Regions from separate parts of the Homo sapiens genome. Here regions 1 and 2 are each linked to region 3. Evidence: chromatin contacts called from ENCODE Hi-C or POLR2A ChIA-PET data. All regions are on one chromosome and are shown on one strand. The core of a region is the stretch at or near the end of the contact, and the rest is flanking DNA. Distances in the headings are between cores, read along the strand shown.

Region 1 (4,213 bases), core at 1,161-3,660, 660 kb after region 3:
GTCTCTCAGAAAGCTGTTGATGCTTGTTCTTCTCAGGGCTTCCAGAAATAAATTATGCACGGACACTTTCCCCATTGATGGTTGTGACACTTAAGCCCTCTTGTTTGTTTAATTTTTAAAATATTTTTGAGACAAGGTCTCACTCTGTCGCCCAGGCTGGAGGGCAGTGGTGCAATCATGGCTCACTGCAGCCTCAACCTCCAGGGCTCAAGTGATCCTCCCACCTCTCAGCCTTCCCAGTAGCTGGGACTACAGATGCGTGCCACCACACCTGGCTAGTTTTTGTATTTTTTGTAGAGACAGGGCTTTGCCATGTTCCCCAGGCTTGTCTTGAACTCCTGGGCTTAAGTGATCCACCCGCCTCCATCTCCCAAAATGACAGGATTACAGGCATCAGCCACCGTGCCTGCCTTCTTGTTTGATTTGTTCACTGTCAGTGTTGCTGAGACCAATAGTCAGTCACCTTCTTTCTGGGCCTTGATTTTCTCATCTCTGAAAAGGAGGAAATGTATTACATCAGAGGTTTCTAACCTGAAATCCCTGGATCTCCCAGGGAATCCATTAATCCCTGGAAATTATATGGAAGATTATGCATGTGTGTATTCGAGGGGAAGGGAGTCCGGAATAACTACCCCCATCCCCTCCCAAAATTAAACACCATCATGCTCAGTAATACCCAATAATTTTTTTGTTTGTTTGTTTTTTTGAGACAGAGCCTCCCTCTGTCACCCAGGCTGGAGTGCAGTGGTGCAATCTCGGCTCACTGCAACCTCCGCCTCCCAGGTTCAAGCAATCCTCCTGCCTCAGCCTCCCGAGTAGTTGGCATTACAGGCACCTGCCACCACACCTGACTAATTTTTGTATTTTTAGTAGAGACGGAGTTTCCCCATGTTGGCCAGGCTGGTCTCGAACTCCTGACCTCGAGTGATGTGCCTGCCTTGGCCTCCCAAAGTGCTGGGATTACAGGTGTGAGCCCCCACATCCAGCCCCCAAGAACATTTTGGAGCACTATCATTCCACAATCATGTGGCTACTTGTGTCAGCTGCAGAGCATCACTTTTGCTAAGTGTCTGGTTCCAGCTGAATCTTAAGAAAAGGTGATTCACTTTGCCTTTTTCCTTCCATAAGTTTTTCTGCCCTAACAGAAAGAATACTGTAAAAGTGCAACACCTCTTAATAGCGTCGCCCTCTGATCTCTTCAGGTGAAGGTCATTTCATTTAAAATAGCAAGGTCCTGAATCACGTCCATCAATTTTCATATAACCTCAATCTGGGTCCTTTTGTATTTGGCTGGCTTGTTTTCTAAATGCTGGAGCTATTCTAACCCTCAGAACGTGTCTGCAGGTCTGGTTATCATAACCAAATGGATGGGAGACGGGAGCATACCAATATATTTGGAACAATTCAACAATCCAATTTTCTCTACCCAGAGAAACAGCTCTGCAGCAGCCCCGAATGGCTACACATGCCAGGTTTGCCTAATTGGACATGGGTGTTAGCCCATCACCTGAGCAAAGGAGGGAAGCAGAACCCTCCCTGCCTGTCATGTTCAGAGCTCATTAGTTCCCACACAATCACATTAGGTTACAGATTTTCTGTGTGCCAGTTCCCCAGCGGTACCCTAGCAACAAGTTGAGCCAACAGTTTTCATTACAAACTGCCTTGGTCAGTATAAAGGAACCATCTTATATTTCTTCCAGAGAGCAAAACATGCTAGACTCTTAAGTGTTCTTAATAATTGGCTTCACTGCAGATGATAGAGGTGGTTTCAGAACTCATCCTCTTCCTAAAATATGTATTTCTCTGTTCTTAGTTCTCTAAAGAAATAGAGCTCCATGGCCTAGCGCAGTGCCTCACGCCTGTAATCTCAGCACTTTGGGAGGCCGACGTGGGTGGATCACCTGAGGTCAGGAGTTCGAGACCAGCCTGACCAATATGGTGAAACCCCGCCTCTACTAAAATTACAAAAAATTAGCTGAGCGTGGTGGCATGCGCCTGTAGTCCCAGCTACTCAGGAGGCTGAGACAGGAGAATCTCTTGAACTCGGGAGGCGGGGAGGTTGCAGTGAGCTGAGATTGCGCCACTGCACTCTAGCCTGGGCGACAGAGCAAGAGTGCATCTCAAAAAAAAAAAAAAAAAAAAAGGAAAAAAGGAAAAAAGAAATAGAGCTCCATGATCAACCTTTGTGACTCCAAGTGTGGCCCACGAACCAACCACCGCAGCATCATTTGGAGATTGCTAGAAATGAAAACATCTCAGCCCCACTCCAGACCATCTGGGCTAGAATCTGCACTTTAACCAGATCTTCAGGTGACTCACACATGCAAATTCAAAAAGTACTCCAGAGAAATCACCCAAAGCCCCACTAGTAGACAGTATCTGCCTTACATCTGTGACCTTCTAGCAAGTAATTCATGATCACTAAATGTGAGCCTCTTTCCTTCTCCCTGTTAAAACCCAGGGCACCACCAGAGAAGCTTAGAGGGAGGAAGGGAAGGAGAAACAGGCCCAGAAGATGAAGAACTTGGAGAGAGAAGGAGTAATGAAGATGGAGGAGTGAAAAATGAAAGGGCTTGGGGTGGCCTTCAGAGCCTCCCCATAAGGGGTTTTAGGCCTTCAGGGTGTTCTCCGTAGTCACACACTGCCTCCTAGAGTTACTTGGTTAATAGTCTCTAAATAGGACTCACTTTTTAACTTTGATGACTTTTGAAAAGAAATGCATGTCTCAGGTTTTATGTGCATGTTATAATTTTTCTTTTTGAGACAGGGTGTCACTCTGTTGCCCAAGCTGGAGTGCAGTGGCACTATCTCAGCTCATGGCAACCTCTGCCCCCCAGGCTCAAGCCATCCTCCCACCTCAGCCTCCCAAGTAGCTGGGACTACAGGCGTATGCCACTACACCTGGCTAATTTTTGTGTTTTTGTAGAGCCAGAATTTTGCCATGTCACCTAGGCTGGTCTTGAACTCCTGGGCTCAAGTGATCTGCCCACTTCGCCCTCCCAAAGTGCTGAGATTACAGGTATGAGCCACCATGCCCAGCCATATTTTTTTCTAATACACATTAAAATAGATTCGTGGCTATTAACATTTTGTGAAGTGTTGTTTGTAACCACTGCAGACGATCCCTGGGGACACCTGATCTGGAAGAATGATAGTCCAAGTGGTGCAGGAAGTCCCCTGAGAGCTGGCACAAAATCTACAGGGCTGGTTCTATATCCTCTTTTGTGTGTGTGTGTGTGTGTGTGTGTGTGTGTGTGTGTGTGTGTGTGTGACGGAGTCTCGCTCTGTCACCAAGGCTGGAGTGCAATGGCGCAATCTCAGCTCACCGCAACCTCCGCCTCCCGGATTCAAGCAATCTTCCTGCCTCAGCCTCCCAAGTAGCTGGGATTACAGCCATCCACCACTATGCCCAGCTAATTTTTGTATTTTTAGTAGAGACAGGGTCTCACCATGTTGGCCAGGCTGGTCTTGAACTCCTGATCTCAGGTGATCCCACCTGTCTTGGCCTCCCAAAGTGCTGGGATTACAAGCATGAGCCACCATGCCCGGCTTTTTTTCTTTTTTCTTTTTGAGACAGAGTCTTGCTCTGTCACCCAGGCTGGAGTGCAGTGACATGATCACAGCTCACTGCAGCCTGGACCTCCTATCCTCCCTCCCGAGTAGCTAGGACCACAGGTATGCACCACCATGCCTGGTCAATTATTTTTTTATTTTTTTTATTTTTTTAGTAGAGATAGAGTCTCATTATGTTGGCCAGGCTGGTCTCGAACTCCTGGGCTCAAGTGATCCTCCCACCTTGGTCTCCCAAAGTGTTGAGACTACAGGCATGAGCCACTGAACTGGGCTGAGGTTCGTACTATTTTCTCATGTGTCTAAACTGCATTGCAGGACACAAGGGTGTGGTATAATAGTTGTTATTCAGCCAAGTTAAAGCAGCAGTCCACTGCAGATCAGGAGGACCACTCACATAGAACCTGCTTAAGGGTAGTGGCAAGAACTTGGAATAATGATTGCAGATTAGGCCAAGCACAGTGGCTTATACCTGTAATCCTGGCACTTTGGGAGGCTGAGGCAGGCAGACCACTTGAGGTCAGGAGTTTGAGATCAGCCTGGCCAACATGGTGAAACCCCGTCTCTACTAAAAATGCAAAAATTAGTCGGGCATGGTGGCAGGTGCCTGTAGTCCCAGCCACTCAGGGGGCTGAGGCAGGAG
Region 2 (3,977 bases), core at 271-2,770, 680 kb after region 3:
GCCCAGCTAATTTTTGCATTTTTAGTAGAGACGGGGTTTTGCCATGTTGGTCAGGCTGGTCTCAAACTCCTGACCTCAAGCAATCCACCCGCCTCAGCCTCCCAAAGTGCTGGGATTACAGGCATGAGCCACCGCGCCTGGCCCTAAAAAGCTTTTCAAAGGGAAAGACGGAAGTTGTCTTCAAATATATTGAGTTAGCCCTTCAATGTAAATAAGGAAAAAACTGTATATTTTATATATTTTATATATATATACACACACATAAATATACATACACACACACACACGTATCTCAAGAGAAAATATACATTTGTGTTGCTTTTTCCTAGAACCAATGGAAGAAATCATGAGATCCCCAGTGAATAGGATAAAGACCGTTCTAACCATGGGAGCTCTCCAACAATGGAATGGCTTCCCCGGGAGAGCATGCTCTGGTCCTTGAAAGGGGACAGTTTCCGCGGACAGGTTAGTGGCCAGCTGGTAGAGACAACACAAAGGAATTCACACACGAGAGAGGGAGGAAGCCGACTGAGCTCTAAACTCAGTTCAAAGCTGGATTCCAGATGATGGAAGGAAGAGTTGCTGGAAAATAATGTGGTTTTCCATAGGTGGACTGTCCATTCGGAGAATCTGTTCAACATTGGTAGTAGAGGGATGACAGCTGTGAGAGGTGAAGGGGGTGACTGAAGGTCTCTCCTCCCTCCACTGACTCAATTCAGAGGTCTGGAGACATAAAGACTGAAGAAAAAGGTGGACAGAAGCTAATTTAAGGGAGTGAGATTTCGAGTGAAGTTAAGGACCCACGTCTTCTGAGACTTTAGCACAGGCTGAGTCAGGGATTTTGAGGCTGAACTGTCTCAGTGGACGATCTCCAGGTCCTCTGCATCTTCCAGTATAAGGGACTGGGAGGTTACCAGCGGAAATAGGAGGCCAGGGGAGGGAACCGAGGACTTACACAGAGGGGAAACAGAGAGAGAATAACTAGCCAGGAGGACATCTAAACAAACGGATATAAAGTGAGACTGAAATAAAGAGCGTGCAGCACTTTCCTTCAAACAAGTGCAGCAGGCAGTGTCTGGGACTTTGTCTCCCCCTGCTGAGCCAAGAGGTATGAATGGTCCGCCACGGGGAAAGGGTTTTCACAGGCCAAGAACTGCTTCTTTGGGAAGGAAAACATAACCAACGGTATAAAAATCTCCTTCTCTCTCACAACCACCACGACCCTGAAGCATTAAAGAAGCTGGTAGACAGTGACATGGCTGTGCCAAGACCAGATGCGTGTGGAAGGGGACAGCAAAGGGGACAGCACTGGGCACCCCATGGCCACTCTTGCCAAGATTTCTCTGAAAGCTTCTTCCCTTCACCACCAATCCAACCCCTTTATCCAGAGGCTGTGCCAATGGCCTCTCACGGATTGCAGAGCCTGGGGCTGGGAGGGTGGGGGCAGGAAGTTAGGGATCCTCCCTCAGGTCATGACACAGGCTTGCTTCTCAAAAGATCTGTTGGTCAGGCGCCGTGGTTCACGCCTATAATCTCAGCACTTTGGGAGGCTTAGGCAGGTGGATCACCTGCGGTCAGGAGTTTGAGACCAGCCTGGGCAACATGGTGAAACCCTGTTTTCTACTAAAAATACAAAAGTTAGCCGGGCATGGTGGCAGATGCCTGTAATCCCAGCTACTCTGGAGGCTGAGGCACAAGAATCGCTTGAACCCAGGAGGCAGAGGCTGCACTGAGCTGAGATTGCACCACTGCACCCCAGCCTGGGCAACGGAGCGAGATTCTGTCTCAAAAAAAAAAAAAATCTGTTAAGGAGGATTATGAGGCTCTACACTCTCTCCAAGAGCTTGTTCACAGAATAATCTCTTTTCGGAACCTGAGTAGAACCAATAAAAGTAAAACCCACTGGGGCGTGTGGGGAAGGAGCGCTCTCTGCCACCAGTACTTTGGTCACGACTGTTGCCCCTCGCAGCCCCGCCTTCCTGGCTCCAGAATGGTTGCTCTTTATTTTATAACCCTATTAACATCTTCATTCGTCATTCTAGGACACAGAGGCCAGTTACGTCTGCTATTTGTTAGGTACTATTTTTTAATGGAAATCAACTGCAGTGCTGTTAGGTTCCTGAGGCTTTCCATGGTGAGCCTAAGAAAACAAGCAAAATGCTAAATAAATAAACAAATGCACACACACAAAAAATATCTAGGAGTGTGGTACCCTAATGTCACTCTGTAGGGTGTGATAATAACTACTAAACAAGGTAAAGGCCTTTGAAGTCCTCAGATGAAAGGTTTTACCTAAATACAATTATCCCATTAAATCCAAAAGAACATTCCTGTCCAACAGGGTAGCCCTTTTATCTGTGTTTCTCTGCCAATGAATTTCTGAGATGACAGCTTCCTGTGCCACAGTGATAAAGGGGATTGAAAACAGTTTCAAACAATTTTGCTACTTTTTATTTAATTCCTGAAAGGACAAAAAGAAAAAAAAATTCCTTAAACAGAGGGCAAGAACAAGCAGTAAAAAGCTGACCAATGGCATTTTAGAAGCAACAATCTCATTCAAGGTTAATTCAACATTTGTTAGAAAGAGGGGTGCCCGAGCAGGGACCCAAGGCAGACCTGGGTCAGCCGGGCACGTGAAACAGTCACACCTCCGCTGACTGTGCAGACACAGAATTGGGGGAGAAACACCAAGGCAGCAGTTTATCAAGTGGATGGTGCAACTCTTAGACTCAAACAGAAGATGAGGGAAAAAGAGTAAAGAGGTGCTGTTTAGAAAGGCAAACCTAGGCCGGGTGCGGAGGCTCACACTTGTAATCCCAACACTTTGGGAGGCCAAGGTGGGTGGATCACCTGAGGTCAGGAGTTCAAGACCAGCCTGGGCAACATGGTGAAACCCCATCTCTACTAAAAATACAAAATTAGCTAGGCATGGTGGCAGGCACCTCCCAGCTACACGGGAGGCTGAGGCAGGAGAATCGCTTGAACTCAGGAGGTGGAGGTTGCAGTGAGCTGAGATCGCACCACTGCACTCCAGCCTGGGCGACAAGAGCAAAACTCCATCTCAAAAAAAATAAAAAGGTAAATCTAGTACAGAAGGCCCCCTAGAGAGAGGCTAAGACCCCAGGGCAAGGCCAGTCAGCCAGGCTGGCCTGGACATCCCTGTGGGGCCACAGCCCAACAGCAGGAACGGGACACAGGTGGTTTCCACACAAAGGTGCAGGTCTGACAATTCTGCTCACCCTTGGGACTCTGGCCCTAGAGAAAGATGAGAACTGGCTACCCAATTTACACCCTGGAAGTAGAAGTAAGCCTAGGGGAAGAGTCAATTTAAGGAGAGGCTGCATGGCAGAAAAAAAAAAGCCACTGAAGTTAAATTTTAAAAACTGGGTTTTAATTTAGTCCTAGTTCTGTTATTCAGATGATTTGACTCCCAGCAAGCCACTTACTCTCTCTGAATCTTGGTTCTGACATGTAAACTACAGAATCACCTGCAGACCTCAGACTGTGGAGGGGATAAAACAGAGTAGTGAACGGAACAGCAGTTTTAAAAGATGCATCCACCTATGAAGCATTATTTCACTAATGGCTGAAAGACCACACCTTGGGTGTCCAGGTACAGAACTTTTCGAGTATTATTTGATTAACTATGCAACATGCGTATGTTCTTACTTCCAAAAAGCCATATAGTAACAAATCATTGTTACGTTGCATATAACACACACACACACACACACACACAAATATAAAACCATTGAAGTGGCTGGGTGCAGTGGCTCACGCCTGTAATCCCAGCACTTTGGGAGGCTGAGGCGGGCGGATCACGAGGTCAGGAGATCGAGACCATCCTGGCTAACACGGTGAAACTCCGTCTCTACTGAAAATACAAAAAAAATTAGCTGGGTGTGGTGGCGGGCGCCTGTAGTCCCAGTTGCTCGGGAGGCTGAGGCAGGAGAATGGTGTGATTGCAGTGAGCCGAG
Region 3 (3,981 bases), core at 1-2,500:
ATTCCAATAAAACAGGTATCGTCTGAGGAGGTCTCCCCCACTGCACTGTGTGTTAGGTGGAAAACTACTGAGAAAGCAGGGCCGAAACCCACTAATACCCTACCTAAGCAACTTTCCAAATAAAGCCACTACTCCTGGCCGATGGAGTAGGCTCTGATCCTGTAAGTACAGGATGCGGCCTGACTCTAAGCAGGCAGGTGTGAGTGCGGTGAGGGGAGCCAGGTGGATGAGGCTGGCCTTGCTCTCTGGAGACGTGCACGCCATCAAACCAGCAAAACAGGACTCACTGAGGGTATGTTTTTTACCCAATTTTAGAGCAGGGAGCATCCACAGAGTAAATGTGGCCATGGCCCGTCTGCTCACAGCACTCCTGGTTAGGACCTGCTGTGGTCCGGACAAGAGCGAGCTCTCACGGTGACTGGTTGGTTATTCCAGCAGGAGTTAGGAACAAGAAGATCTTGCCAAACAAAATGGGCATAAACTCCAGGTCTCCAGCCAAGGGCAGCTTACTCAGGGGAAACCTTCCAACACTCAACTTTTCTTAAAGGAGCTGAAAAAGAACAAACCAAACCAAACCAAACCAAAGTTTGCCTTCTTGTGTTTGGGTCACAGAGGAAATACTAAGCTGGCTCTTTACACCTCCCACTAGGGGGCGCTGAAGTGCAACAGACACAGGCTCGGAAAGCCACCTGAACCTTCAACTTCCATGGAGACAGAGGGACGCGACCCACTGGGTAAGGGAACAAACGGTTCCCTTAAGGCTGGTGCGGTGGCTCACCCATGCACTGCCAGCACTTTGGGAAGCCAAGGCGGGAGGATCACTTGAGGCCAGGAGTTCAAGAGTAGCCTGGGCAACATAGTAAGACTCCGTCCCTACAAAAAATTTTTTAAAAAATTAGCCAGGAGTGGTTGTACACACCTGTAGTCCCAGCTACTCAGGAGGCTGAGGTAAGAGGATGGCATAAGCCTGGGAAGTCGAGGCTGCAGTGAGCTGTGATCACGCCACTGCACTCCAGCCTGGGTGACAGAGTAAGACCTTGTCTTAAAAAAAAAAAAAAAAAAAAGGAAAGAAAGAAAAGAAAGTTTTCAGATGAGGATACCACTGCTCCATCTTCTCATTAACCAGTTTTCTTATCCTAACAATGGGGCCTCTTTGTAGTCCAAGAACAGGGACTCTCCTACAGTGCCTTTGGAACGGAGCAACATTCAGCAAAAGAGATGAGAATGCTCATTTTGTTCTCGTGAGCCCCAAACACTACTCCAGCCAACTGAGCTAACCAGCTTATGGAATCAGGGAGCTGTCACACATCAGCTGGGGCTTTGGGTGGAGAAGGGAAGAAAGGAAGGCAGGAGGAAGGGAGGGAGGGACTCTTGAGGGAAGTCAGAGAAGAAAGAGTGAGGGGCGGTGAGGCAGCACCTGAGACTCTTGGTGGTCCCAGACTCTCCCTGAGCACACCCAGGCTTCCCCTCCGCACCTCTGTCAGTGGCCCTGTGGAAAGCATGTCTGGCCTGGCTCTCATGGAAAGCCTTTGAAGCTTTCTACTCAAACCTTACCTGCTCTAGCACTCCCTGCTGACTGAGGCTCCCTCCTGTGCTCTATTCCTACAACGCTAACTATGTCTCTACTGCCAATTCAGCTCTTTCACTCATCCTTGCACTGATAGTTTTTTTTTTTTTTTTTAAATAAGAATCATCTATAATCAGCTCCTAGACTGGAAGCATCCCGAGGCCATGGCCTGTGCATGACTGATCTCTGTACACCTCACAGCACCCAGCGTACAGCCTTGTCTACTGGGGTGAGAGGGTCGGTGTCTGCAGACATTGGGTGTCATTGTTCACACTCATGAGCTGGAAGAAGCTGTGGTTTCATTATCTTCTTTCCTACCGCCAAGCACTGTGCTAAGAACAGTAAATACCCAATACACAGATGTTTGCTGAACTGAGTAGCTGATTGTGTGAAGAAGAAGTGAAAACTGGGATTTCTTACTGTTTATTTACTTTTAAGGAAATAAGTGGCTCTTTTAGTTCTTCTCTGATAATAAGGATTTCAATGGTGAAATGTGAATAGAAACCTATAAAGCTCCACTTTTTAATAGGAGAAGCTTGACATAGGGAGTTTGTATCTATCTATCATCTATCTATATCTATCTATCTAGATATCTATATATATGCTGAGGAATAGTGGGTGAAAAGCAGGTGATAAAGGAGATACTATTTACCTACCTGAAGAAGAAGAGAGAATAAGTGGAGATAGGGAGGAGGCAGCTAGGGAGATTTTGAAAATTCAATTAAAAAAAACCCATAAGCAATTAAACCCATAAAAAAACCTGTGAGATGTTTGAAAGAATGACAGTGATCATTGGTATGAACAGCTTAGTTTCTTTTTTGCCAAGGAAGAAAAGTTTTGTGGCATCACTGGAAATCAGCGAGGGCCTGCCTGGCAGGCCTGTCTCTGTAGTGTCAGCTGTGTAAGTAGGTCTTTGTATGGTTGTATTTAGGCTTGTCCTGGATTCCCCCAAGAGATCAAAAGTTCCTTGAGGAGACAGAACCTATATTTGCTTCCCAGGGAAGTGCTCAGCTGCCACACAGCTCAGGGTGGTGATGCACACAGCAGGAGTTCAATCAACATTAACCCGCTAAATGGAGCTAACCAAATTCCACCCCCAGTCTGAAAGGCTCTGACACAGAACTGTCTAGTTCCTTTTCATTTGGCCTCAAAAGGGGTACATTTTTCAAAAAACAAAACAACCCCACATACCCCAAAGTTTCAACCTGAGATTCAATTTTGAATTGAAGGCTAAGTGAACAATTCTGCCTAACTCTTTAGTAAGTCTTGCTTGTGTGAAAATCAAACAGAAATCTTCCCTCTTCCCTCTTCTGGGTTTCCCTGACTATATAGAGGTTGATAGACTTCAGATGATCACAGAACCCAAAGTTACAGGCCATCACTAGGGAGTCACAGTTCAGACCAGGAAATCACTAGCGGCAGAGAGAAGCGTGGAGGGAAACGACGTTGCGGCTTTCGGGTTACACAGTGGAAAGGCTGATGAAGGGAATACGGCACACAGTCCCCAGCCTTGTTACTTTATCCCCCCGGGATAGCATCAATAGCTTACATGGGAGTGAGCATCATTCCTGCTTGCACCTTCACGTCCGGTTAAAACGATTCTATTCTGCAAGCCAGAGCTTAGGTTCCATCACTTCCTACCGAGCAACGCCCCCCACCCTTCTCATCAGCCCCGTCTGCATCATTACGGAGGACGGAGGACGGCTCTTGGGATTGTCTTGCTTGGCAGTGGAGGGCGGAGCAGAAGGAGGGAGAGGGTGCTGCGGGTTTTTTTTTTCCTTTCCCCGTATGTATTGTGTTCAGTGTGGACAAATATTTGTGTAGTCTGTATTTACCATTAATACTAGGATAAAGTCATTAGTGATTCGATTTTTCTATGGAAAGAAGCAAGGCATTGGGCGGGTGGAGGGGGAAGCAAAACCCCAAACGGAAGAACAGAAACTCTAAAAGCTGGCGTCTGAAGGTATTATTCAAAAACAATATGGGAAAAGGCAGCACCATATTTCCTCTGTTCTTCTAAGGGGAAGTTCAGAAAAAGGTCAGAAAGAGAACAATGCAGGCCATCTATCATAGCAGCCTCTAACCTAGAGGTGACTTGCCCGCTGCAGCCTCATTTCTCAGTTCTGTAATTACCACCCCTCCCACAGACTGGACACCACAGCGGCCTATGAATTATGCATTTCATTTCCACCTCCCCACACCCTGACTCGGTGACCACTGCTGCGGCGGGTGGCTGCGGGGGGCGGGCCGATGCAGCACCCCTTCCCCCAGGTACACGCGCAAATGTTACAGGGCCCCAGAGCCCCGGTGCACACCCGCAGATGCTGCTTGTGCTGACCTTCAGTTCCCAGCCTAAGATTTTGTTTATTGAGCAAATAAGACTAGTTACCAGTAGGGATTTTCCTAGGGGAAAA

Evidence for each region. Hi-C counts contacts between places; a loop is a spot of excess contacts on that map. ChIA-PET counts read pairs that join two places held with the same protein, here RNA polymerase II (POLR2A). Pooled maps may share reads with other maps.
Region 1: a map of CD4-positive, alpha-beta memory T cell shows a loop between it and region 3 (18-fold over the local background). The contact joins two enhancer-like sites. A Hi-C loop is called at or near these places in 2 of 168 maps with a recorded cell type or tissue (CD4-positive, alpha-beta memory T cell and naive thymus-derived CD4-positive, alpha-beta T cell) and 8 of 50 pooled maps. POLR2A ChIA-PET finds 5 or more read pairs at or near these places in 1 of 52 experiments (naive thymus-derived CD8-positive, alpha-beta T cell).
Region 2: a loop to region 3 is called in a map of PC-9, with 16 times the contacts of the local background. The contact joins two enhancer-like sites. A Hi-C loop is called at or near these places in 7 of 168 maps with a recorded cell type or tissue (CD4-positive, alpha-beta T cell, CD8-positive, alpha-beta T cell, K562 and 2 more), 2 of 37 single-sample maps with no recorded cell type and 10 of 50 pooled maps. POLR2A ChIA-PET finds 5 or more read pairs at or near these places in 1 of 52 experiments (K562).

Annotation. Positions count from the first base shown.
Region 1 is chr7:140,302,066-140,306,278 of GRCh38, forward strand. LOC124901758 (a long non-coding RNA gene) reads right to left here. Exons shown (of 2, transcript XR_007060560.1): 2 at 1-492. Among named protein-coding and RNA genes, the nearest start is that of SLC37A3, 94 kb to the right of the region's middle. Within about 2 kb of position 2,411, at least 3 of the 41 ENCODE cell types and tissues checked have a DNase peak (open chromatin) inside an H3K27ac peak, as active enhancers do.
Region 2 is chr7:140,325,357-140,329,333 of GRCh38, forward strand. No RefSeq gene overlaps it. Among named protein-coding and RNA genes, the nearest start is that of SLC37A3, 71 kb to the right of the region's middle. Within about 2 kb of position 1,521, at least 5 of the 41 ENCODE cell types and tissues checked have a DNase peak (open chromatin) inside an H3K27ac peak, as active enhancers do.
Region 3 is chr7:139,645,456-139,649,436 of GRCh38, forward strand. All of the region lies in intron 2 of HIPK2 (homeodomain interacting protein kinase 2), which reads right to left. Among named protein-coding and RNA genes, the nearest start is that of CLEC2L, 120 kb to the left of the region's middle. RefSeq lists an enhancer at 3,891-3,981. Within about 2 kb of position 1,251, at least 6 of the 41 ENCODE cell types and tissues checked have a DNase peak (open chromatin) inside an H3K27ac peak, as active enhancers do.